Linked DNA regions of Mus musculus: regions 2 and 3 are each linked to region 1. The links are chromatin loops, found by intact Hi-C in ENCODE. Cell type or tissue: heart. All regions are shown on one strand.

What was found. Peaks named below come from ENCODE experiments on the same cell type or tissue, not always from the same donor. Only the 100,000 strongest peaks of a DNase experiment are listed, where the experiment ranks them.
Region 2: it touches region 1 in a loop (2.2-fold over the local background); 7 of 42 quality-filtered maps call a loop at or near these places.
Region 3: it touches region 1 in a loop (5-fold over the local background); 14 of 42 quality-filtered maps call a loop at or near these places.

The regions. Positions count from the first base shown.
Region 1 is chr4:97,865,078-97,873,077 of GRCm38, forward strand. All of the region lies in intron 2 of Nfia (nuclear factor I/A), which reads left to right. Gm19417 (a long non-coding RNA gene) reads right to left here and starts at 3,932. Exons shown (of 2, transcript XR_376437.4): 1 at 3,106-3,932. In heart, a CTCF peak has its summit at 1,547; DNase peaks (open chromatin) are centred at 1,584, 3,424, 3,974 and 6,934; H3K27ac peaks cover 1,887 bases.
Region 2 is chr4:97,986,788-97,994,787 of GRCm38, forward strand. The region is part of intron 3 of Nfia (nuclear factor I/A); the gene reads left to right. Among named protein-coding and RNA genes, the nearest start is that of Gm34218, 32 kb to the right of the region's middle. In heart, no CTCF peak of the experiment used is centred here; a DNase peak (open chromatin) is centred at 3,944; H3K27ac peaks cover 2,084 bases.
Region 3 is chr4:97,773,760-97,781,759 of GRCm38, forward strand. It overlaps Nfia (nuclear factor I/A), which reads left to right and starts at 3,867. Exons shown (of 11, transcript NM_010905.3): 1 at 3,867-4,235. The coding sequence starts at 4,209. It overlaps Gm38709 (a long non-coding RNA gene), which reads right to left and starts at 3,664. Exons shown (of 5, transcript XR_003955232.1): 1 at 3,270-3,664; 2 at 2,367-2,464; 3 at 1-2,054. In heart, CTCF peaks have their summits at 1,517 and 2,420; DNase peaks (open chromatin) are centred at 1,452, 3,122, 3,562, 3,952 and 2 weaker places; H3K4me3 peaks cover 5,942 bases; H3K27ac peaks cover 6,254 bases.

The sequences.
Region 1 (8,000 bases):
TGTTGGGTGGAGTTCTGGGACTATTAATCCCACTCAGTTTGTGTAAGTGATATCTGGTCATGTAAGATGCAGAATCAACAACAGACAGCCTCGCTGTAGTAGTACAGGATTTAGAATCTTGGTTAATTTTGATCATCTTAACCCAGTATTCGAAGTTAATCTAGATGAGAGTTTTGATTAGGGTGCCATAAAGAGCTTCAGTTTTTATTGAGTCACTGTTCAAAGTTTAGAAAGATGCTGAAGCTGGGTATGGTGGTATATACCCTCAGAGGTGGACACAGGATGGTTGTGTGTTCAAGGCCAACTTGAGCTACATAGCAAAGTATTGTCTCAAAAATATCAAAGCTGGGCATGTAGATATGGTAAAGCACTTGCAAAGACATAGGGGAAAAAACCCAACAACAATTAAAAGATTTGACCCCTGGTTAAAATGGGGCTGGCAAAGGCAGTGAAATAGTTAATGTGTCCGCCTCCCTTACAGGTTTCCCCAGATATGCTTACTGGCTGTACAATGGATAATTGTCAGCTCTTGTTGTGCAGATGCTGTTGCAGATGGAGTCCTGTACCTGCATGCATAGCAAATGAATTCGACTGGCAATCCCCTTTATAAAGCATAAATATGTAATTTGTTCAGCTGTTGTAATTAAATATGTATGTGTGAAACAGCCACCATTCAGGTCATTAATGATGCGCCATGCCAAATTAGAGCTTACAGACAGTAATGTACATTGTGGTACAATGAGGGAATTGCAAATAACATAGCTAAGCCTCTGCTGGTAAAGGATGCATTCAGAGGCTTTCAAAGGAATATTTACATCTGTAACATAATTTTTATTTAGAAGATACATTTTATTCAGTGTAAAAGTCTCTTAAGATAGTATTGCTTTCTTCACCAGTTTAGTTTTATTGTTTTAGCATTTTACCATACAAATGCCACATTTTATTAGCCATGCTGCTTGTGATGAGTCTTAAGTATCTACTTACATCTAAGGCAGCAGCTACCCTTGCGTCCTCTCTTCACCATTGTGGTTGAATGGATCCTATCATAGCACATCGGAACATACTGCTTATTTCACTAAATTAAAGAGAACCTCATAATATTTCAACCATAATCCCCACTGATAGGTAAACAAACATAGTAAACAGCATGTTTATTTCCATAGAAATAGGGATGGGAAAAATGCAGTTATCAAAATAGAAACAAATAAGAGTGGTAAATTTGCCCCTAGTGTTTTAATTCCCAGTGAATTACTTGTGAATCCGAAGAATTTCCTAAGAAAAGTGTCAGCCATGGGTCAGAATGATTGCTTTTCAAATTTTAAAACTCGAGAGTTCATAAAATAAAAAAAAATTATTTATTGCTCTATCCTTTCACTCTTTGGTTTTAGGTTACGTTCTTTGAAAGTGTTTGATCTGCCATTTAAATACATTAAAACTATTTTTACTTTCAATTCTTTCTGCATTTGTATTTTGTTTGCTACAGACAATCTATTTTTATCATGCATGTTGTTTTGACGGTTCATGCTGAGACTACAAGAGCTGACCATCTCGACCTTTCCGTCCAGTAGGGCAGTGGGAGGAAACATCTCAGAGCTAATTCTGTCTTGTTCACAGCTGGGAACAGAGCATTCCTCTGTGACCCCCTTGCACAGGATTCTCAGGGATCACTTGAAAGCTGGACTCAATGCTAAATCCTGGGCTTCTAAGGTTCAATACAGACAAATTTAAGTGGACCATTTGGTTGAGAATCGCAGGAGGGCAATATAGTTGTTAAAAGCTTCATGAACATTTGAAAATGGAATTACTCAACAAATTATTTTAGTTTTGTAATGAAATCAAATTTAGAAGTTTCCTTAAGCCTAGGATGGTTAATCAAGATTTGAGCTCTTGAGGAATTTTCAAAACTAATCCTGTATATTGTGTAGGATATAAACTTTTTGTTTTCAATGAATAGCAAATGTTTTAGTTCACCAAATGCATATTTTATTTTAAAAAATGAAAACCTAACAGCAGAGTTAGGTATGGTGGCACATGCCTTTGGTCCCAGCACTTGGGAGGCAGAGACAGTGGGATCTCTGTGAGTTCAAGGCCAGCCTGTCTACAGAGTGAATTCTAGGACAGCCAAGGTTATCACACAAAGAAACCCTGTCTCAAAAAAAAAAAAAAAAAACAACAATAGCAAAACAAAAACAACAAAACAACAACAACATCCCTAACAGCAGTTTGTTTTACCTAAATTATTGTGACATAAAATCAAAATAATTTAAAACTTTTCATATCTTTATATTTCTAAATTTTTTTGTACTTTTAAAAAATATCTTTTCAGTTCAGCTAAATATATTTCCTTTGCAATGCTAAGGAAAAGTGTGATTCATGAACTGTTTATTTAGACTGGACTATAAAGATGACAATGATCAAAAGTTCATAATGTACTTCAGTTGTATTAAGAATCCCCTCCCCCATATAGAAACTGTTGGAAAACGGCCTTGTCAGCTACATGCTTAATATGACCCATGAGTTCATTACTTTCTGAAGATTTTCTTGATGATCCTTTTTCATTTAGTTTCTTTATCCCCGTTAGAGATCTTAATCTTTGGATGACCAGTTTTATTATTTCTATATGTTTTAGAACTATTCTAGTTTGGGGTGAGGCATTTTGAAGGGTGTATGACTTTGCAATATCTTAACCAGCTGTAGAAATATATACATGGGAAACTGAGGCAAGAGAATCCTAAGATTGAAACTTGTCTTGGCTCCAGAGTGAATTCAAGACCAGAATGAGCAGTCTACTTTTTAATATACCTAATCTCAAAAAACAAACAAATACCAGCCTGGATATAGTTCAGTAGTAGCCAGTTGATTAATGTGTGCAAGGCTCTGGGTTCAAGCTCTTATCTTTCAAAATAAATAAATTGAGTTTAGATACCTTTCAAAGGTTTCTTTTTTTTTCCCCTTGAATGTTTAAAAAAAAAAGCTTAAAATTCACCAGATGATGATTAAAGACCTCTATTACAGAACACTTAGTAATGGGAATTGGGAGACATGCAGATAGCCTTACCCTGAACCTGAAAAGGGAGAAACATACAAAAAGGCTAGAGATCCTACTTGGGTAACTTGAAGAAGCATCCACTTGTTTTGCTGGAGTGGTAAGAGTTAAGAGCATGGTTTAGGATTATTTGGGCTGCTTGCTCTGGAGGAACACATGGGAAACCACCAGCAAGTCTTCTGGTCTTGTATTAAAGAACGTAGCCTTTCCTGAAGGGGTAGGAATACCCCAGTGGTCAGTGGCTAGTGGCCTGGTGCTTTCTGATATTGCCATAGGCAGGCCTGGCCAATCAGATGTGCTCATTTGTTGGCTGTTGTTCCTTTGGCCATCACCGCAGTAAACACTTTCCCTTGAATGTTGGTTTTCTGTTGTGTCTGGCAGCCACATAGGGCTTGAACTTCAGCCAGAGGCAAATATTTATACACCAGAGTGTGCAATGTTCAACTGGTCAGGCCTGAGAGGAAGAGAGCTCCTTCATGCCTTCGGCCAAAGGGGAATTATCTATTTTTCCTTCCTTCCCGCTGTGCCCTGCAGAGGTAGGACCTTACTGGAAGCCTTCGGTGCAGATGCCTGTGCTTTGTGAAGGGAGGACACCCTCCTGACATTTCTGCCTGCTCCTTTAATTCTCCTTGCAAAGTTTACAGTTAGTATTTTCCCTGGAACGCTGTCAAGCCTGAGACAGCCCAAATGTATGCCGAGCTGTGAAATCGAGCCGGAGAGAAGCAAGTTTGTGAGAAATCTGTTTCTACTCAAATCCGTGAGCTTCATTAAAACACAAGCAGAGAAACAAAAACAAAAACAAGGAACTCAAGGGGCCGTGGCCGGCTGGGCCCCCGGCGCCATTTCACGACCTGTGAGGCGACGACGCAGCCGTACATGGCGCCGTGTTTACCCGCCGCAGCCAATCAGCGCGCCGTGCCAAGCCACGTGACGTGCCACGAGGGCAGCACAGCCATTTCCTTGTTCTGAAAAAGCTTGCTTCCTCCGCAGAGTTCTTTGCCTTGCGCTGCATGCCAAATGTGCCTGCAGAATGTGTCTAGTGGACTGGCATTTCTCCACAAAGTTATTTCAGCAGGTAAAAAGTCTCTGCGCACTTGAGCTCGGAGCATTCTTTATGTAAAATGGATTTCCCTTCTTGGCCAGAGGCCAAGGGCACGGCGCACTGGCTGGGTGAGAAGAGCGCTTCTCTGCTGAGAAACTGGTGGACCGACACACTCTTAATTTTTTGGCTTCTGACCAAACAAGCTAGATGAATGCCAAAATTCAACAAAATAACACATTATTGTGTGATAGGAGCCATGCTCCAAGAGAGCAGGAACTCAGAGGAACTTCACACTGGCTCCCCACCCCTCCCCCTTTTGTTTTTTGGCTTTATTTTCTTAAAAAATAAAATAAAATAAAAGCATTGTCACTTTGGGGAGCTTTTGTAGGAATATGGCTAAATGGGACCTAGAGAGTCGGGCTTTTAGCAATAAACTTGAAGGAAGGAACTGAAAGAAAACAAGAGCTTAAAATTACGTTCATGAACTTTTCCCAGACAGAACACACAGTTCTCTTGACTTCGCGGAGCTGCGTTTAACCCTACAGACTCCGTAGATGTGTCTGAGTTGAAAGCTGAAGGACTTGGCATTAAAGTGAGAATTCTGTGAGATATAGCTACATTGTACAGATTTCAAAATAGAAGGAGAACTACAAATGTCAAATGCGGAGTTTTAGCTTTCCCAAACCAAAGACTGGTGAAAATCTCATGCTTTGTTATGGTTTTTGTACCCTGCCCCCTCCATCTGACTTTGTAAGTGAATTGAGTCTGTTCTTCCTTGCTTGACTCCATAAGCAAGTCTTGAAAGGCCTGTGCCTCAGTTCCCACATACTCACCTTGAGGACATTCAAGGAGAGAATCAAGATTCTTCCAGTCTATAAAAATGTTAGAAGCTAAGCTTGAAAAATAAAACAGTAAACAAACAAACAAACAAACAATTAGAATCAAATATCCATTTTGCTCATTCACACAGCACCCAGCCTAGCAATCTAAAGAATTACAGTAGTTTCTGCCATTCCTTTGCTTACAATGCTTAGTGTTTCCCAGTGTGTTGAGAATAAACTTCAAGCTGGTGGCCAGGGCCTGCCCTACAAGATCTGGCATCTGCACCACCTCTCTAGCCTCACTTTATCCTGTTGATTCTTCCATGCTTGAGCCTTGCAGGTCTCCGTTTGAGGTCAGGACTCTGCCAGTCCCTTTTCTATGTGTTGTTTGCCTGTAATGATTTTCCTCCCTTTTCTTTTGGGTGATACATTCTTGCCTTTCAGTTCTCGGCTCAGATGATATCTCTATAAAGGAGAAATCTGAGGTTGGCAATCATGCTTTTCTATGGAACATTTCTTAGGAAAATCCAAAATGCCCCTGCTAATTTGTTCAATTACTTACATTTTTTACTGTTGCCTCCATGTCTGTCCTACAAGGACAGAAAATCATAGATATCCTCTTCTGTGTTTTTATATTGTATCTAATCACATAGGGAATAAAATGTTGGTCAAGTTGGGATATTCCAAAATATATCAGTTTACCTTCAGTTTCACTGAAGAATCCAATATATTACCAGCCCCCAGAAGACCATTATTATAGCATGTATACCTTGATAAGCATCTAGTTCTCCTTATAAGTACATGCTGATCCAGAGAGGAGGAAGGCTTGGAGGTCAGTCTGCCTGTACTGGAGGCAGCATTGACTAACCATGACAATACAGTTGGTTGATTAGCTAGTATAAATTTCAGTTTTCTCATCTAAAAAGTGAAATTTAAAAATATTTCCAATATCATAGGATTATTTCCATTACTGTTGCATATGATTTAGATTAATTGACCTGTTAAGAAAAATATATTATTTAGAGATAGAGACAAAATACAATCAGCAATACAATACAATAATACCTGTGTTATTCTAATGCATCAGACCCTAAGCAGTTTTACTGCCAATGTCCTTCCCATTTTTTTAAGGAAGGAACTAAGGCAAAGAAAAAGTAACTGGCAGGACATAGATTGGATACATATTAAATATCAGAGCAGGATCTCATGTATTCTCCTCCCCCACCCCCTGGAATATGTACTCTTTATATCTGGTCACTCTAGAGTCTAGTGAAGCAGTATATAGCTCTCGTTAGAAGCTGAAAAGGACTCCGAAGAGCTGACATACTGGTAACATGTCAGCTGCAATAGTAACTTAATAGAAGGGTTAAATGAGACGATTCAAGTAGAATGCTTAACTTATTGCCTAACAAATGGCAAACAACTAACAAATGTGTGGTATTCCAACAACCACTACTATTATTACTCTGTCATAGTGAAATGAGACTCGTGACCTTCATGACTAGCCTGAGTCCCTCTCCCTGTGTTAGCATCTTCACTGAGCTATCTACCTTTAAGGAAACTGATCCATTACCTGGAAAGGAATCATTGTGGAGCTGTCTCTGTAACTGACATTCTGCCTTAGTAATTTAATAATTACCGCCCTCCCTGCTTTGTATTTCAACTTAGGAATTGATGTGTCTGTGAGGCAGTTTGTTTTTCCACGTGAGGAACTGTGACAATGGCATAGAGGGATGCTCTACTCAGACTCAGTGTTCCACCCACTCCCTAGGTGATGTCAGATACAAGCCTCAGAAAGATCTGTTTTTCCATTGAGGCTGTGCCACACACCACCCTGTCTGTCCCTGCTTACCCATAGAAGTTCCGATTGGCCCCAACGTGCCTCCAAGTTGCCTTCCTGTGAAGCAGGATGTTTACAAGTATTTAATAGTGTTCTTGCCTTCAGGACTTCAGAAGCCTATAGTATCCTCATTTCCCATGGCTGTGTGCCCAGTGTCAGTGCAAGCCCACCACTGTCCCTGTAGCCTGAGTTCATGGTTGAGGAGATCTGAGTGTGGTGGACCATGCCTTTGCCTGTGCAGGGTTAGGCAGAAGCAGGGCTATGCAAGGAGTCTAAATGTCTGACTCTGCTACTCGACTTCCTGGAGGACTTGGTGCCTCGAAATGGTGGGTCTGGTTTGGCCTGTTGGTGAACTGAAGCAGTTAGCTTTCTCTGGATGCTTCCTTACGTAACGGTCTTTTCAGTTTCAGAAAAGGAAGAACACAATCCGCCAAAGCACCCAGAATTATAGCAGATGAATAGCCGGGAGTAGTTGAACAAAGTGTCTATTGTGTGCTGTGCTGCAGAGCAAGATATATACAGGGAACTGAGACCAGGATACAGGGGACTTCTTTTCTCCTTTCTTTTCTATTTTCGTTTGAAACAATTTTGCTTTCCTTGTAGAAGTTGTTCCTTGCTCTTGGTTCTTCATTCAGAATAACATAGTCATCTGGATGCATGTCCTGACCCTACCAAGAAAATACTGTTTGCTTCAATGCAAATTATTTAACTGTGTGAAGTGGAGAGTTTAGGTAAATTTTGTAAATTAATCTTTGGTACTTATGGCAGATAAAAAAGCCTGTTGTTCTGAGGCTGTGATTAGCCACTTGATGTATCTGAACACTTCCTTCTTCAACAACCATTGCAGGCACTATTTTACTATTAACTGTTGCTATAATACCTAGCTTGCATTTTCCCAAGTTACATTCATTACTTAAGGCTATACTTAGATGAGTCTGAGTTCAATTCAAAGTCCTGTTTGCCCAATTCCATCTGCGGTAAATTAGGTTATGGTTAGTATTTTAAACCTGTAAAATGCCTATTTCATAGACATAGTAGTGTTCAGTTCATAGGCTTATTGTACTATAAAGAAAAGTGCCCATCTTGGTGCTTCTTAGAAATCTAAGGCACCATGGCTGGTCAGAATATCAGGCTAATAAAGAACCAAACAGGTATTGTGTTCAAATCAAAGTGCCAGAGTCAAAAAGTGTAGCAAGGTGAGGGGTTGAGGAGGAGAGTGGCCAGATAGAGGTCAGTCAGGGGCCTTCAGAC
Region 2 (8,000 bases), 120 kb after region 1:
TCACAGGGATGAGAGTGTTGCCATCCTGCCTGTAGCTTCACCTGATTCTTTTCCAAGGCTTGGGCCTCTGTCGTTGGTGTCCCTTCACACAGTTTGGGAATGGTGCCGTAGCTGAGAGTGAACTGCTTGCTTGAGTCAAGATCCTGCCTGGTAGTCACTGTTTATATGACCTTGAGATACTTGCCTGAAGACTGTAAGTCTGTACTCTGTTGCTTTAACTGAAAATCAAGGCTATTATAGGAAGGAGAAAATGGCACTGGACAGAGCAGAGATAAGTATCAGGCTCCGAGTACTCAGAAGAGGTAAGCCCTCACCTCTTTCTGTTCACTTGTGCATACATGACGAGCTGAGTCACCTCTTCTCACCATTGCGTGGCTAATACTGCAGGGCTTTGTCCACTCTATAGGCTGTCCCTGAGCCTCCAGAGAGCCTTCCCTGTCCTTCCCTAAGAGCCCTGCACCTTTCCCCATACTTACTCCCAGATGGCCTCCCTCCCACTGGATTGCAGGTACCTGAAGGCCCAGCATATACAACCTCATGCCTGCCTCAGGACCCAGAGCAAAGGGGGAAGCAACAAATGTTCTAAGTAGATTAATGAAAGTGCAGTTCACTTATTTCAGGTCTCAAAGACGGTAACTGAGTGGGATCCAAACCTATGTAAAGGAAATGATAAGCTATACAATTAAAAATATCCCCCTAGTAATCAGTGCATGGGATTATGATTTGAAGCTGATTGTTTCTCAAACAAACAATGCCTCTGAACTCGCTGAAATGACCCACATGTAGAAATAATATCAGAAGGTCCTCACTGCATCTGCCTGAAAAGGTGTTGCTACTAACCTGAGGGAACATAGTTTATTGGTTTCTGTTCTGAGTTTACCACCTATGTATGCCTCATAGGTTAGCATCGGTAAGTGTCTATGGAAAGAGAAAATTAGGATGTCAAAAAATAATTTAGGAAAATATTTAAAGGACCTTTAAAAAGAAACCACATTTGACTTCTAACACTTTTGATGGTAATTGGAACCCCAGAAATTAGTCCCGGACCCTACTAACCTGTGTGCAAATGAGTTGCAGGATAATGTTGACTTCGTCAACTGTGGCCAAAAGGGTTCTACCTTCAAGTTAGCCACAGTTTGCGTCCTTCCTAGCACTGCTACTAAGATTAGTGGCAGAAACTCCTATGGTAGCGAACGACATTTCGAACGAATTGACAGTTTACATCTGATTAGAACTTGCTTTCTCTGTGATGGTATTTTAGGATGTAAATGAAGTTAAACACATGCATTCACACATGCATGTATGCATACATGCAAGGGGTTCCTGCCTCATCTGAGACTGTTCTGCAACCTTGCAGTGATCTATGGGTTTCCTTGGGTTAGGGACAGAAATTGAACAATGATGTTCAATTACAATAGAGATAGCCCATTGTAACTCTCTGACAGAAGGACTTCATGCAACTTGGCACTGAGCGCCTGCCCTTACTTCTTACTGTTAGGAAAATGACAGGTATTCTCTAAAATCTCAGAATAACCAGAGACAGCAAACATTGAGAAAGAGCTGGAGGAGTTACCCTAGTGCTGCACCAACAGTAGCTTGGGCCATCATTGGACTTGTTGGTTGATTGACATCATGTAGCTATGGTAGCCTGGACTGCTCCATTTCCACGGTGGCAGTCTCCTCTGTTAGCACTAGGGACGTGGGGTCATTTGGGTCCTAGGTTCAGTCTTATTTCTACTGCATCTTTGTGCTATAAATAGAGAGCAGAATGCTCATATCTTTCCCATTTTTACATATTACTTTAGATTTCTGTAGCAGCTGTAGAGTTTTAATGCCTGGCTTCTGAGAGGTCACATTGGAGCATTGGATTCAATGTTTCAGATAGTTCCATAAGATTATTCGGTTTCAAATACATGATGCGGTCTGAAAGAGGCATTTCTCCACTAGAGGTGAGGAAGGGTGTCAAAAAGAGAAGTCCTTCATGGGTTTCCTAGGGAAATGCCAGCAGTCAGTGGTGAAGACCACTGTGTGAGGTGGGGGCGGGCAGGGTGCTGTATCCTGCAGTGAACGGGATCTGTCTACACTCTGGAAGCCATGCCCTTCAAACTGCTGATGGCCCTGATGAGAAGCGGTGCAGTAATTCTGAGAATGTGAGCATGCTGTCTTCCAGCTGAGTCTGAGAGAGACTCAGACTATTCTGTGAGAACAAAGGTTCTGCTCCCTAAAATCCAAGAGACTGCCTGCATCCCAGAGTGCTTCAGTGATCAAAGTCAGTGAAGTGAAGCATGTCGATCATCCTCCTGCCTCAAAGCCAAACTCTTTTAGCATTGATTTTGAGCTGTGAGGAATCAAGACCCCCATTGGTAGTGAGGCTTTCCGACAGCTCTGTTTATGCTGAGGCATGGAGCGGAGCTGAAGTGTGGAACCCTAACAAAAACGCGTTTTTCCCTCACTTAATGATAATAATCGCTTATATCCTACCCATTTTAAACCATCAGAAGCATTTCCCATTTTAAGAAATGTAAATGGATTTTATTTGAAATATATTTTAGAGATCAGTTTATAAATACCTATTTTCTATTGCAAACAGCATGGACACATTTAGATATCAACAGGAGTTTTCAGGAAATCAGATCCTTAAAAAAATAAAGTGAAACCAGGGAAGGGAAGGTTGTTTTTCTTTCCTCATGAAAAAAGTTAGTCTTCTGTCAGAAAAATGCACTCTATGTCCACTTAAAAAATAAATTGTACTGAATGTTACAAATATGTAATGTACTTATGAATAAGTAAGATTATATTAGGGATTATATTTATACCTATTTAACGTAACTTAGAATCTCTTTTTAAAATTTATTTATTTATTTGTTTTTGAGGCAGGGTTTCTCTGTGTAGCCCTGGCTGTCCTGGAACTCACTTTGTAGACCAGGCTGGCCTCAAACTCAGAAATCCGCCTGCCTCTGCCTTCCGAGTGCTGGGATTAAAGGTGTGTGCCACCACTGCCAGGCCGAATCCCTTTATTTTTAAACAAGCCAGTAAAATATATCAGGAGGTTTGTTTTCAGCAAATTTTGTGTTATTTGCTTTGGAAAGTAATCTTATTTCACCCCAAAATTTACTCAAATAAATAAAATAAATAAACTACCAATGTTTTCATTTATGCACATATGTGAATATTTAATGTCCATGTCAAAAGGACAGAAGTAACTAGTTTTTTTTTCTATTACAATTTATATAAGATTCATGATGTGAGCTACTCTGTGACACTCTATACTCAAGGTTCTTTGCTAAACATTCAAAATTTACTAGATCATTATTTTTAACAACAAAACCTTCTGTGGTAGATATAACAGTTAGTGCCATTTTATAGATAAAGAAATTAGAATTTAACAGTGTAATCTAGGAGTCTCACATCCATGGTTTGTCTCCTACTTTACTATGTATAAGTAATACCTGGCAAACATAGTTTTTGAATGACAAAATAAGAGAACATTTGTGCCTATAGTTACTTCTATACAAGAAAAAATACGAATAACTAAAAACTATCACAAGTAGCATTTTTTATTATTGCACACCTGAAATTAGGCTTAAAACCTGTATACATTAAAAGTTAATACTGGAGAAATTTGCTAAACACAGCAAAATTAACTTCACTTTAAGTAAAGTTTCCCAAGCAATGGTAGCAGACACTGGCAGGTTTGGGACTCTGCTGCAAGCCGACACTTTGAGGGAATGTTCTTAGCAAAACACTCTCTTCAACGGAAATTAGGTCAGCCTTCTGGAACATTTATCATGTGTACCTGTCACCAGCCAGACCCAGTCCTAAAGTGAACTAAGATCCCACGCAGTGGTCCTTCCTTCTCTGAGAGCTGCAAAGAACAACATAAACCAATAGTTCTACAAATATGTGAGTTTGGCAGACACTCCCATAAAACGAAGGCCAACACCCATAGTGTTGCTCTGGGGATTGAATTCCTTAATACTCTGTTTATAGAAATTTGAAACAGTAAATGGATTCGGTCTGTTCTGAAAAACACTCTGTCCCATGGCTCCTTTGGAAGAACATGTACAGTTGCTATAGAAGGGTGTGGGCAGATGCCCCAAGTCTGAGTTGGAAGTCCAAGCCATCAGCCCCTGTTTGTTCCACACCACTCAGCCATGTAGGTTTTGCCAGACACAGGTGACTATTTGCATAGTTGCAAGGCCACCTCTGCTGAAGCTATGTCATCGCTAATTTGACATTGCAACAAGAGGAATCGGCAAAATCCAGAGCAGTGGAAGGTTCAGATGGAGCACATTGTAAAAACCAGAACAGCAGAAGTAAGTCATAGCACCGTGTGCTTTCAGCCATCGTGTGGCATCATTTTGGTGGTGTCAGAGCTCTGAGGAGTGAGAATGTACCTGCGTCACCATGTGTGTGCTTCAGCGTGTGTGTGTGTGCGTGTGTGTGTGTGTGTGTGTGTGTGTGTGTGTGTGTGTACTTCAGTACACAGCATGAGGGTTTCATGAACTTAAATGACCATATATCTGAGCCACCATCCCAGTATCAGCCAGATTATGTTAACCTCTTTGGAATTCATCTTTTCATATCCCGATGATGTAGTGAACACACACACAGACTTAACCTTGCTAACAGATTCATGAAGTAAGGTAAAGGAAAGGGTGACATCATGAAATACTTAACTCAGTCACAGGAATGTACATGGCAAGATAAAAAATGACACCGGTAGACAGTGTTCATTCGTGCGCACGCACCGAGCGGGGATGTGCGGTATGTGCTGCACTGTTAAAGTGATAGAGGAGGCTGAGAGAGTGACGCTTTCCAGTTTCTTCCCCATTCCATCCACAATCCGTGCCACTGTGTGTGCAAGTGCGCTCGCTCACAACTCTCTCTGGTAGTTCACCATGAAATGCCCATGGTAGACATTCTTCAAACACTCAAGCAGAGCATTATTAAAGTTTTGTTGTCTTTGAAAATCAATATGCAAAAACAAAATAAGTTTTACCATGTCTTTGTTGTCCTGTTTCGTATGAGAATCTTAAACAGCTGGGAAAGAAAATGGGGGATAAAGAAATCCATCCATGATTCCTTGCTTCAAAGAAAAAAAGAAAAAAGAAAAATGAAAACTGGAAACAAAACAAAACAAAATAAAAACCTTTCCAACTTTCTTGATCACACACTCTATTAAGCCAGGACCAGGAAACAATTTCTAATCAGTGCTGTGATCTGGGCCCAGATCGTGCTGGCCTTTTGTATCGGGCCTCAGATCTGTACTCTCTTCACACTTACTCACTTCCAGCTGTTGTCATTGAAATCCCACATAATCTTCCAAGGTCGAAGGGCAGTCACCCATGGCTGCTGCAGTTAAAAGGTTATGCTGATTTCTGTTGTCAAATATTGGCCCTTTTCTCTTCCAATCACTCCCATGCTACTTCTCTTTAACAAGAAGAATCCAGCCTAGAATTGTATTACATGACTTTAAAGTCTTAAAAAGTGTTCCTTCATTGTACTTACCCGGTGTGGCCTGAATAGTCTAATTCATTCTGTTATATTTCACAAGGAGCTATCTAGTGCCTCTAAAATACTTTGTGTTTGTGCTAGGCCAGCAAATTCAAAGTATCATGGCCTGCATGATTTGTAACCTGTAATGGTTCCTGCAGGAATGTATAATATAGACTCTATGATTGAATAAACACCACAAATTATGGCATTAGTGATAGTGTGATTCTTGCGAGAATTGTACAAAGCAAAATGCACAGGCAGAAGAAGCTCTTTGTGATCTTAAGTATTACCTGATGCTATGGTATTTGGAAAACTACATATCCCTATGTTTAAAATATCTCTTTAGATTATTTCTCTCTGTAGCCTTGGAAACGTAATTGAAAGCATTTTTTAACAATGTATTGCTTCAGTTCATCAATGATTTTCTATCCATGCTTAGTGAACCAAAATCAGTTTTGAATGTCTTAAAATTGGCACGTAGCTGCTGGTCACCATCTCTACCTGTCATTGCCTGTGTCTTATGCTGGTTTAGCAAGCTGAGCTCTGTTAATGGTTTCAGAGCCACATGAATTAGACCCAGAAAGGAAAGGCAGGGCGATGGGCCATGAAGGATTTCTGCTGTTTTACACTCATGAACCAGGGTAGCCCTGGGGTGATCCAGTTCCATGTCTGTTTCATTTAAGATAATCAGTTTCGGATGTATTCAGGGAATAAATTTCCTTATTTTTCCCTAATATATGCATGGGTTCATAGTAGAGGCTGGAGTTACTTCAAATAGTTCCAGCCATTTGTCAATTACCAATTGTTACTGTCCATGTGTGTAGACAGTTTTGATTTAGAACATGAAAGCAGTAAGTTTGGTCCAAACCCCCCCTTTTACTTCAAAACAAGGTTAATTTCAAAATAAACTGAAACCCATCAAAATTAATTTTTAAGAAATCAAATGTATAAACTGCCACTTGCTCTATGCTAATGATAGTGGCTTGACTTAGTTGACGTGAATTGTTCTCCATTTGTTTACATTTCAATGGCATATTTGAAAACATAATCCCAAAAGTTAATATTTCTCTGCTCTTAAACAAGTTTTCACTTGAAAAACACTCATTTATGTTGTGGTCTAAATGTTTAGGGAAGACAGGGAAGTTAATTTACTATCATAAAAACAAACAAACAATGGATGGAAGTGTTTTCAGCCTGGAATGGGTGGCAGGATGGAAGACAGAGATTTATTCTGTCTTTACAAAAGGGCAACATTGAGGTGTTTTGAAATTTAAGGAGAAGAAACACATACTTAATGGACTGTTTTAAAAGCACTTGGCTTTTATTAATCTAAATATCCTTGTCAAAACATAGTATTGGTCACTCCACTTGGCCTTGGTGTTTTCTTCTGTTTCTAGGGTCATCCATGATGTCATGCGTCAAATATTCACAAACATACCAATAAGTTAAAAAGTTACTCTGAATTTTAGATTTTTTGCTAATAAATATAGTCCTTGAATTCAGACAATAAAGTCTATCTGAAATCCTCAGCCAATTAACTTTAGTTTACTAAATGCCACTAATAGTTAATACAGAAGTTAGTAATGTGTTACCTGTGATCGATTTAAAAAGAAAATACTATGTAGAGAAAATTAACAATACACATTCTTCTCCAACTCTCCCACCGTCTCAATGATCTTAGGAAAAATCTTTGAATATCTCAAATTTTCAGCTTTTACTTCCACCAAAATCATAATATTTCCAAGCACACAGTTGCAATATTATGTATCTTAAAATTAGTCTCCAACAAAGTACCAAACATGGCAAATACTAGACAGATTATACACTTTTGATAAAATTGAGTACTACCCACAGAGGAACTACAGAAATATTCTTCAGATAGGGCCCTTGCTTTGTAATAGCTGTGTCTTGCTGAACCCATCTTCCTAATGTAGACACGGTAAAGTGATTGCAAAGTGTGCAGTGTCCTTCAGTCCTGCAGTGACAACGTTCAGTCAGGTTCCAGGACCCCCTTAGCACATGGCCTGTGTGAGGGAGAGATGAAGAGGAGTGGTGGACTTAGAGACAAACATCTGCCCCGAAGAAAGCCCACCCTGCCAGATCACCGGGAGAGAGAAAGCTAAAGCTTAAGAAGGGCGTTTATTGCAGAACCAGAGACTTGAGGTTGCAAATGGTCCTTGGGAATTTAATAGTGTTTTCCACCTTCAGTTTTCTGGGCAACCTTTTGGTTTATAGATATTTGGTCATTGTTTTTACTTCTGATAGAACATTTCAGAGGGCTGTTCTTCATAACACATTTTGGGGAACACTGATAGGAACCCCAATATGGAGACTAGAACACAACAGGAGTAGCAGGCAAGGCACTTTTGCCCACAACAAAGAGAGTGTATGTTTGGGACATATTGGAAACTAATGCCTAAAGAAGATTCTCTGAGAGGCTTTAACCATGTGGCTAAGGACTCTAATATATATTCTCAAATCACAAAGTAATGGTGGCTTTT
Region 3 (8,000 bases), 91 kb before region 1:
ACTGCACTAAGTGCTTCAGAACTTCTCGCTGATTCTTTTAGAGTCTTTGATGTATCCATGAAAGAGAACGCACTATAGGTAGATGGACAACTGTTCTATAGATTTGAAAAGGAGAAGGGAGGGGCTGGATGTTCCTGAATTCTACTGTTTCAGATTATGGTCAGTAGCATGGAGCATATCACATTTCTTTGTGTTACCACAACAACCCTACTGGCGGGTACATAAGTGGGAGAGAACTGACTCCTGTTAGCTGGAGTCTAGCCTCTTGTTCAATCCTGGCCATCTGCATGGTGGAAACTAACTGCCTTAGTTTGTCTTGGAGATATAACTTGCAGCCTCTGGTTCAAATCTATCAACCCCCACCCCCAATTCTGTAGGTAATACATGGAAAATAATATGGATTCTTTACTTTTTAATGTGGATTTAGTTCTCATCCAACTATTTCCTGAGGCTTTGGGCCTTCCAGACAAACCTTGTTCGGAAACTTGATGTGAAAAACTCACTTGTGTGCTCAATGCATCAACATGATTCAATTTGGGATTATATGCAAGTAAGAGAAATCTGCACACAAGTGACCAGTAAGTAAAAAAGTGAAGAAAAATGCTGGAAAATACTAGTTAAGAGTTAGTCTTGGTGATAACTATAGAGCAAATGGTATTTATTGTCACTTAGGAATCCTGGTCCCATTTTCACTACTTTGGGCATTAAAATCTAAATCACATTAATACAATTTCCCAACTAAATAGAAAGGAGAGGTATTTCAGATATATGTAGAAGTGAAACTTTATTGACGTAATTTATACATCTAAGAGGATTTCACTAAAGCTGGCAAGGTAACGTTTCTGCAAATAAAACAGTAAATGCAAGGCTGGGCTCTGTGCCAGGGAGAATATGGATAGCAGAGAGCATGGCAGGAACCTCCTTTTTGCAAAGACAATCCGGTTTCAAGGCAGCCTCCTACCACTTGCAAAATAAACGACTGGAGTAATGTTTCCAATAAGGATTTACCCTTCCTAACAATGGGTCATTTATATGATTGCAATAAACTAGTTTTCATACATCACCTGTGTTTCCTACACTCTTCTCCCTTCTTTTGCTCCCCCTTCCCTTCCCCCTCTTTCTCAGATCTTCCTTTCTCTCCCTCTCTTAGTATCTCTGTGAACTCTAGACAAGGATTTACTTTTGCAACCTAGAAGACAGGAGAAAGTTAGAAATGTTTTTTATCCCGGGTCTGTCCTCTGAGGAACATCTGTTTCTTTGTGTGTTTAAATTTATGCCTGTTGGAGAGAAAGTTACCAGAAGCCATTCTGTAACTGTAACTCTTCTACGGTATTTTTCTCAGTCTAGTTTGCAAAGGCTGTAGTTGGAACTGGGCTTTGTAGTGTTCCCCCGCCTTCCACCCTCCTCCGGAGCGGGGGAGGGAGCGGGAGCTGGCACAGATAGGAGAGAAAGCAGGAGCGGATGTGGAGGGCTTTGGTGCTGAACTTGGATCCAGCCCTTGCCTAGAGGGCGCAAACAATCGTCCCATATCCAAAAGTCTTACGAAGGGCGCCAAAAGTTACTTAAGATAATATTGCTAACCGCAGAATGCTGGAAATCGCGGGCACATCCACTGCTGCAACAAAAGAAGTTTCTAAAGTGGAAATATCAGCATTCAATTACTTTTTCCCATTTAAAAAAAGAAGACATGGCAACAGGCAGTTATTTAAAAAAATCCCCTTGAGAATCAAAAGTAAAATTCTTTGCTGTTTTGAAAAGAGGCAGATGTGAAGTGTATCTATACACCAAAAAAAAAAAAAATCCACTTTGGAAGAGAGCTTCCCCAGAGCGCGCGCGCGCGCGCGCGCACACACACACACACACACACACACACACACACACACACACACGGGACAATAACTTGTCACTGTGCCTCAGTTACATGTTGGTTCCCTCAGCCAGAAACTTCTGTCGAGGAAACTTGGAGAGTCTTGAAGTTATAGATCCCAGCAAAGGGTTTCGTGGCCAGGAATGTTTCTCTAACTCCTCTTAGCTTGGAGGGCATTTCTTCCTTCCTGAAAGCCACAAGGAACCAAGGAAAAGCAGTTGCTTAGTTTGGGAAAATGGACGTTCTAACTAAAGGTTGAAGCTATTACTTTCCTTCAATCCTTAATATGTAATCGGAATAATATGGATTCCAAGAATATTCAAGAGCAGGGGGTGGGAATCAGGGGGAGAAGAATGGATTCTTGAGCATTAGCCCTAAACGGACTAGAGAACAAACAAACTTTAGACTGCCGGCTGTCTCAGCAGAACATTATATTTGGCCTTTTCTAGTAGCAGGCTTACCCACCTAGAAAAAAAAATCTGAATGAAAGTGATCATACCCCCTCACTTTCTTCTGTCGGGTGGGCATGCCTGCAGACTCTAGTCCTGTCATCTCCACCAGGGAGCGGATTCCCAGTCTGTGTGCCAGCGTCGGAATCTGGGGAGTTTTAAAGAAGGGTAGGTAAATACAGAAGGCTGCAAAACTTCAGGAGGGAGAGGAGGAGGAGAAAATGAGAGTTTGGAGGAGACAGGTATACTTTTTCCCCCTCTAGAAGAAAAGAGAGTCTAGAGAGAAAGTGTTGAGTTTTTTTTTTTTTAAGGAAGAAAGAAAGAAAGAAAGAAAGAAAGAGAGAAAGAAAGAGAGAAAGAAAGAAAGAAAAGAAAGAGGGAAGGAAGGAGGGAAGGACAGAAGAAAAAGAAAGCTGGAAGAGCAGGCTTGTTGGCAATGTGCCAAACCCTAAAACCACCCCCCCCCCTTCTGCCAAAACAATACTTTAGCAAACCTAAAATAATTGCAGGAAGCTCTTTTCCATCTTGAGAACTATTACCTGGGGAAGGGAAAAGTTGGGATCCACAAAGACGCACCCTTGAAGAGTGTGTCTGGGGAACAGGGACTCAGATGTTAGTCCTGGGCTCCCATTTGGGGATACAAACATATCTCTTTCCTAAGGGGGCAACCCTTTCACAGTTTTCCTTCTCAGTATACAGAAAAATGTCCCAGCTAAACCACTGTTGTTTCTGACGTGACAGAACTTTTTTGGGCGTTTGTGTTTAAACCCACCAGCTCCTGGGTTCTGGGAGAGAAGAGCGTTCGCTCATGACTCTCCTCCTTGCTTTCTCCAGACACCTCCTCCCCCGCAATCTGGGGAATCTTTGGGGTGATCTTCCTATCCCCCCCACCCCCAGATTCTGACTGCTATAGAGTCGTAGCTGAAAAGTTAGCAGGCTTTTGTGCATATTACCTCTCCCGACGATACTATTCCCATAGAAAGCTTCGCAGGAGAGATTACAATGCTTTTGAGCTTTACCGCATTTCAGAGGAAGGGAGGAAAAGTTACCTAGAAGGTCTGATTTTTTACAAGAAATTTGCATACATGCAAATGTAACGCGCGCCCTTCTCTGGGGTTCCTAGGGAGCCCAACCCGCGGCCCACGGGGGTGCGGGGCGCCCCGACAAAGTTGCCCCAATCCTCTCCCGACGTCCGCGGAGGGCTGCGGCGCGGGTGGGGGGATGGGGAGGAGGAAAAGTAGTTTTGTTTGCTTAAGCACATCCTGTGGCAGCCTATAGCCGCCCGGAGGACACGCTGAAAAAACCGCTCCGCGCCGCGTTCCCGGGGACCGCGCCGAGCGGGGCGGGGGGCGGGGGGCCGCGGGAGGCAGCGAGCGCGGAGCGAGCGGCGGGCGGGCGGGCGGCCCTGCAGGCTGGGGACCGGTGTCAGCGCCGCAGCCGCCCCTCCCCCACCCGGCTCCCCCCCACCCCGCCCCCCCACCCCCACCCCACCCCACCCCCACACCCCCGCGGCGGCGGCGCGAGCGGGCGGCGGCCGTGCGGTGCGGTGCAGAACGCGGCGCAGGCGGGCGCGCGGGCAGCTCGCGGGCACCCGGCCGGCCGGCGCGGGAGCGGGAAAGGGTGCGCTATGCCTTTAACGCCCGCGTACAGTAGACAGTATAGTGGAGTGTAGGGAAACTCTAGGCGGGGTTAAAGTTCAGCGCGTGGAGCGGCAAGAGCGCTGGCTGCTGCAGTTGAGCCGAGTTGGAAATGTGAACGCAAGAAGCAGGCTTGATTTTTTATTCCTCCCCCCCTCCTAGCTCTCTCCTCCTCTCTCTCCCTCTCGCACCCACACTCACGCACACCTCCAGCCCGCACACAGACGTGCACGCACCCCCCGCCGCCCGGCAGTTATGTATTCTCCGCTCTGTCTCACCCAGGTAAGCAGCTGCGGGGGCGCGGGGCGGCCGTGTGCCTCGGCGGGAGCCGTGTCTGCGCGTGTTTCTGTGTGTGCGCGCGCGTGTGCGGGGGGGGGGGCTGCAGCTTTAAGAAAGTAACTTTGTTTCCATGCGGGTGCATTCCTCCTGCTCGGCCATTTGTGTGGGCACATGGCTAATGGCGCCCTCTTATTAATGCGTTAATTAATATCGGGGCGCCGGACTGCGGAGCTCCGCCGGGGCTTGCGGGCGCCCCGCACGTGTGTCCGCGGCTGCAGCCCCTGACACGCTGCAATCTGGACTCTGGCGGCTGCGGCGCGGAGCGCGGTGCCCGCGATTCCTCCGCTCCAGGGAGGGGCGGCTGAGCCCCGCAAGCCCCGCACGCCGGCTGCACCCGGGGCGCCCTGGCTGCCGGGGTCCTCCCGCGCCGCCGCGCCCCCCGCCGACGCCCCGAACTCTTACTTTTGTTTTGTGCCAGCTTTGCGGGCCGGCCCGGGCAGCGCCCCTCGGACGCGGCGGGCGGGCAGTGCTAGCCTTAGTCCGTGGGCTGCGGAGACGCACTCCCCGCGCCGGCCCGGGACCTTGCTGTCCTTGCCTCCTGCCCGCGACCCCCAGGCGAAAGTTTCGGGGTCTGGCGAGCCCACGCCGCGGAGGCCACAGAGCCGCCAAGGCCGCGGGTCGGGCCGGGCTGGGCCGCTGCGGGCGGAGTGGGACTCCGGCTCGAGGGCGAGCGGCGGCCAGGGCCCGAGTCGGCTGCCCCGCCGCCGCCGCCGCCTAGGCAAGCCCCGGGCGGCTCAGCCAGCAGGACCCGGCAACTTTCCCTGCAGCCCCACTCGCGGCGTGGGGCCTGGTGCCCCTCCGCCTGCCCCTCCTGCCCGAGCCTCCCAGCCCATCCCTCCCGGTCGAGTCTGCACCAGCAGCAAGGAAACACTGCTATTTTGCGGCTCCGGATCTGGTCCCGTTTGAATATATTATTTATTTTCTCTGACTAAAAGGCATAAAGTCAGAGTGATTTGCGCTAATTTTTCTCTTTAAGTACGAGTCTTTATATGGCTTTAAAACATTGCACCCTGGCCAGTAATCACCTACATGAAGTTATATGCTTCCAGCACAAGGTTTCTTCACGACTCCCTCAAAACCCTGCTACCACTGTGCCTTCAATGAGTTGGAGCTAACGGTTTACCGGGAATACTTTGGAAGGCTGGACGTATCAGTAGCTTTTCCTCTCCGCTGTAGAGTCTGGATTTATTTCCCATATGACTTCCTTTCTTACTGCAGTATCTAACAGTAATAACACTGGCTATTTGATCTCAGAAGACTCTTAAATGCATCTTTTATGTGGAGATGGTCTGTTTGGGATTTAGGCCTCACATTAATAATGGATTGCAGTTGTTTTAGTTATTGTAAAAGTACCCCCCCCCCCCCGCAACTTCCAAAGTTACTATTTTAGTAACTTGTGGAAGTATGGAGTGAAAACTTCTCCAACTACTTCTGGCAGGGTTCACAATTGCATATGGATAAGATGCAAAGTGTAAGATAATTTGAATGAATTATAGTCTGCAGTGAAAGTGCTGAGATTCGAAGGCTGAAATTCTAGCTGGCAAAAGTTTGCAACACATAGAACTTGTAGATAAGACCAGCCTGCTGCAATGTCGAGAAAGACCCTCATGGACACAGCCTTGTCTTCCGAGCGAGATTTGAAAAGATAAAAGTTCTGGTCTGGGGTTGTGTATTTCAGGAGCATACCTGCGAATCCATGCAGGCCTCGGGCAGAGTCAGGTATTTAACAAAGTTAGCTTCTCTTGAGTTATTATCACGTTAAGAAAGTTTTTTTTTTTCTTTTCTTCCCCGTTCCCCCTCCTACACACTTGGCAGCTTTGATTGACGCATTCACTGGGCCTTCACACCACTAAGAGAAACGCTTATTTGGTGTAGCAGTTTGTGAAGAAAATGTACAATAAGCAGGGGATAAAGGCTCATTTGTTTTATGAGAGGGTCTTTAAAAGTTGATTTACAATTTATTTAACTTTCTGGAATATTTATAATACGTTAGAGCCAGTTTCAGAAAGAAAAACTTGGGCCGTTTATTGCTCATTTAAAAAATAAAAAGATCCAGTGAGCATGGTGATAAACGTGCTCTAACCGAAAGAGTAGGCTCAGCCTGCTTGTGTGCACTTTGAAGGGCTTTGCCTTGAGACTGGCAGGCCTCTTCTTTTGATTGAGGATGCGCCTATCACAACCAACTCATGGACCTGCCTAAATACTGACAGTTCAGCAGAAATTTATGAGTAAACCTTTCAAAGGAAAAAAAAAGTGGTTTCCAGCACTACCACTATTCTGTGGCTCTTAAACTTGGCCTGTTTTCAAACAGATCCACATTTTAGATGCTGGTTCAGAGTAATGCGGCGTTGAAGCAGGTCCACAGGTTTATTTTTTTACTGGTGGTCTGTAACATTCTCACCAGCTATTTATGTAAAATATTACTTTTTTCTCTTCAATAATTTTAAAATATGACACAGTTTATGGTGTTTTGTTCAGCAATATGATATATGAGGACATACTCCCCACCCCCCTGAATCATTTATGCTTTCCTTGGACATTTCCTGTAATTTTTTTCTTTTTTAAAAAGTTTGGATTTTGGGGGAGATATTTCTGTTAATAAGTTGTCTAAGTATAATTGTCATGTGAGTAAACTTACATAAAATGCTGTGTTCTTTTATTTGCATCCTAGGAACCTTTTGGGCATAATATATTGTAAATGCCTCTGATGCAAAACTGGGGACATAGACTGCCCATGATGACCAGCTGACCTTATTCTCAGATTTTTTTTTTTTTTTTATGAAGAGATGTTATGGGCATTTGGTTGGCAGGTGAACGCAATGCTTCTGAGCGTGAGCTGGTACAGTTTGCAGTTTTTAAGAAGTATTTTGGGAGTATCTTTGGGCTAATAGCCACAAATGTTTATTTAACGTGTTTATTATCGTTAATAAGGTAAAGCCTTAACACATATCTGTGCTGTATTATTGGGAGCTATTTGCATTATAAAATGGAGCTGAGTCTTCAAAATGAAAGCCTCCTTTTGGAGAAGGCTCACTGTGTAGTTTAAGGTCGACTTGAGGAATTCTTTCCATATTGCCAGAGTCATGGTCTCTAGTATATCCTGTATACATCTGGATGTCAGTCAATATGAAATACATAAAGTTTATGTGTTTTAGAACATTTCAAGGATGAGCTCAGAATTTAGTAATGTTTAAAGCTTTGTGGTTTGGCATGCACCTTAGCGGATAAACTGCGACTTTTCTTCCAAAGGAAGAAAGATTCTCAAACATCACACAGTTTAGAAATGCTAATGGTTTATGGTAAAGAATAATATAATTCTTGTATTTTGTTCTTTTTTTCCCAACCTGAAGAATGCACACATGTTAAACAAAGCTCACTACTACTACTTTTTTTTTTTCATCCTTATTTTGAAAAAGACCAAGTTTCAAAAATGAACTTGAGCCATGGAGCCTAAAATGTGTGCAGAAAGAAGGAAAAGGCCAATTATTATAACAATTAAATATTCATTATATTATTACACACTTACTTTAAAGAACCCTGCTATGTGTAATGTTTACAGACTTGGTTAAAATTTGTAAAAATAATTAACAGGTTAAACTATGAAAATATATTACCTACAGCTTATATTTGAATGTTTAAAATTTTAGTAATTTTTTTTAGGAGTAGTACTGCTCCTGGTATTACAGTTTCTTGTATCTCAATGATGTA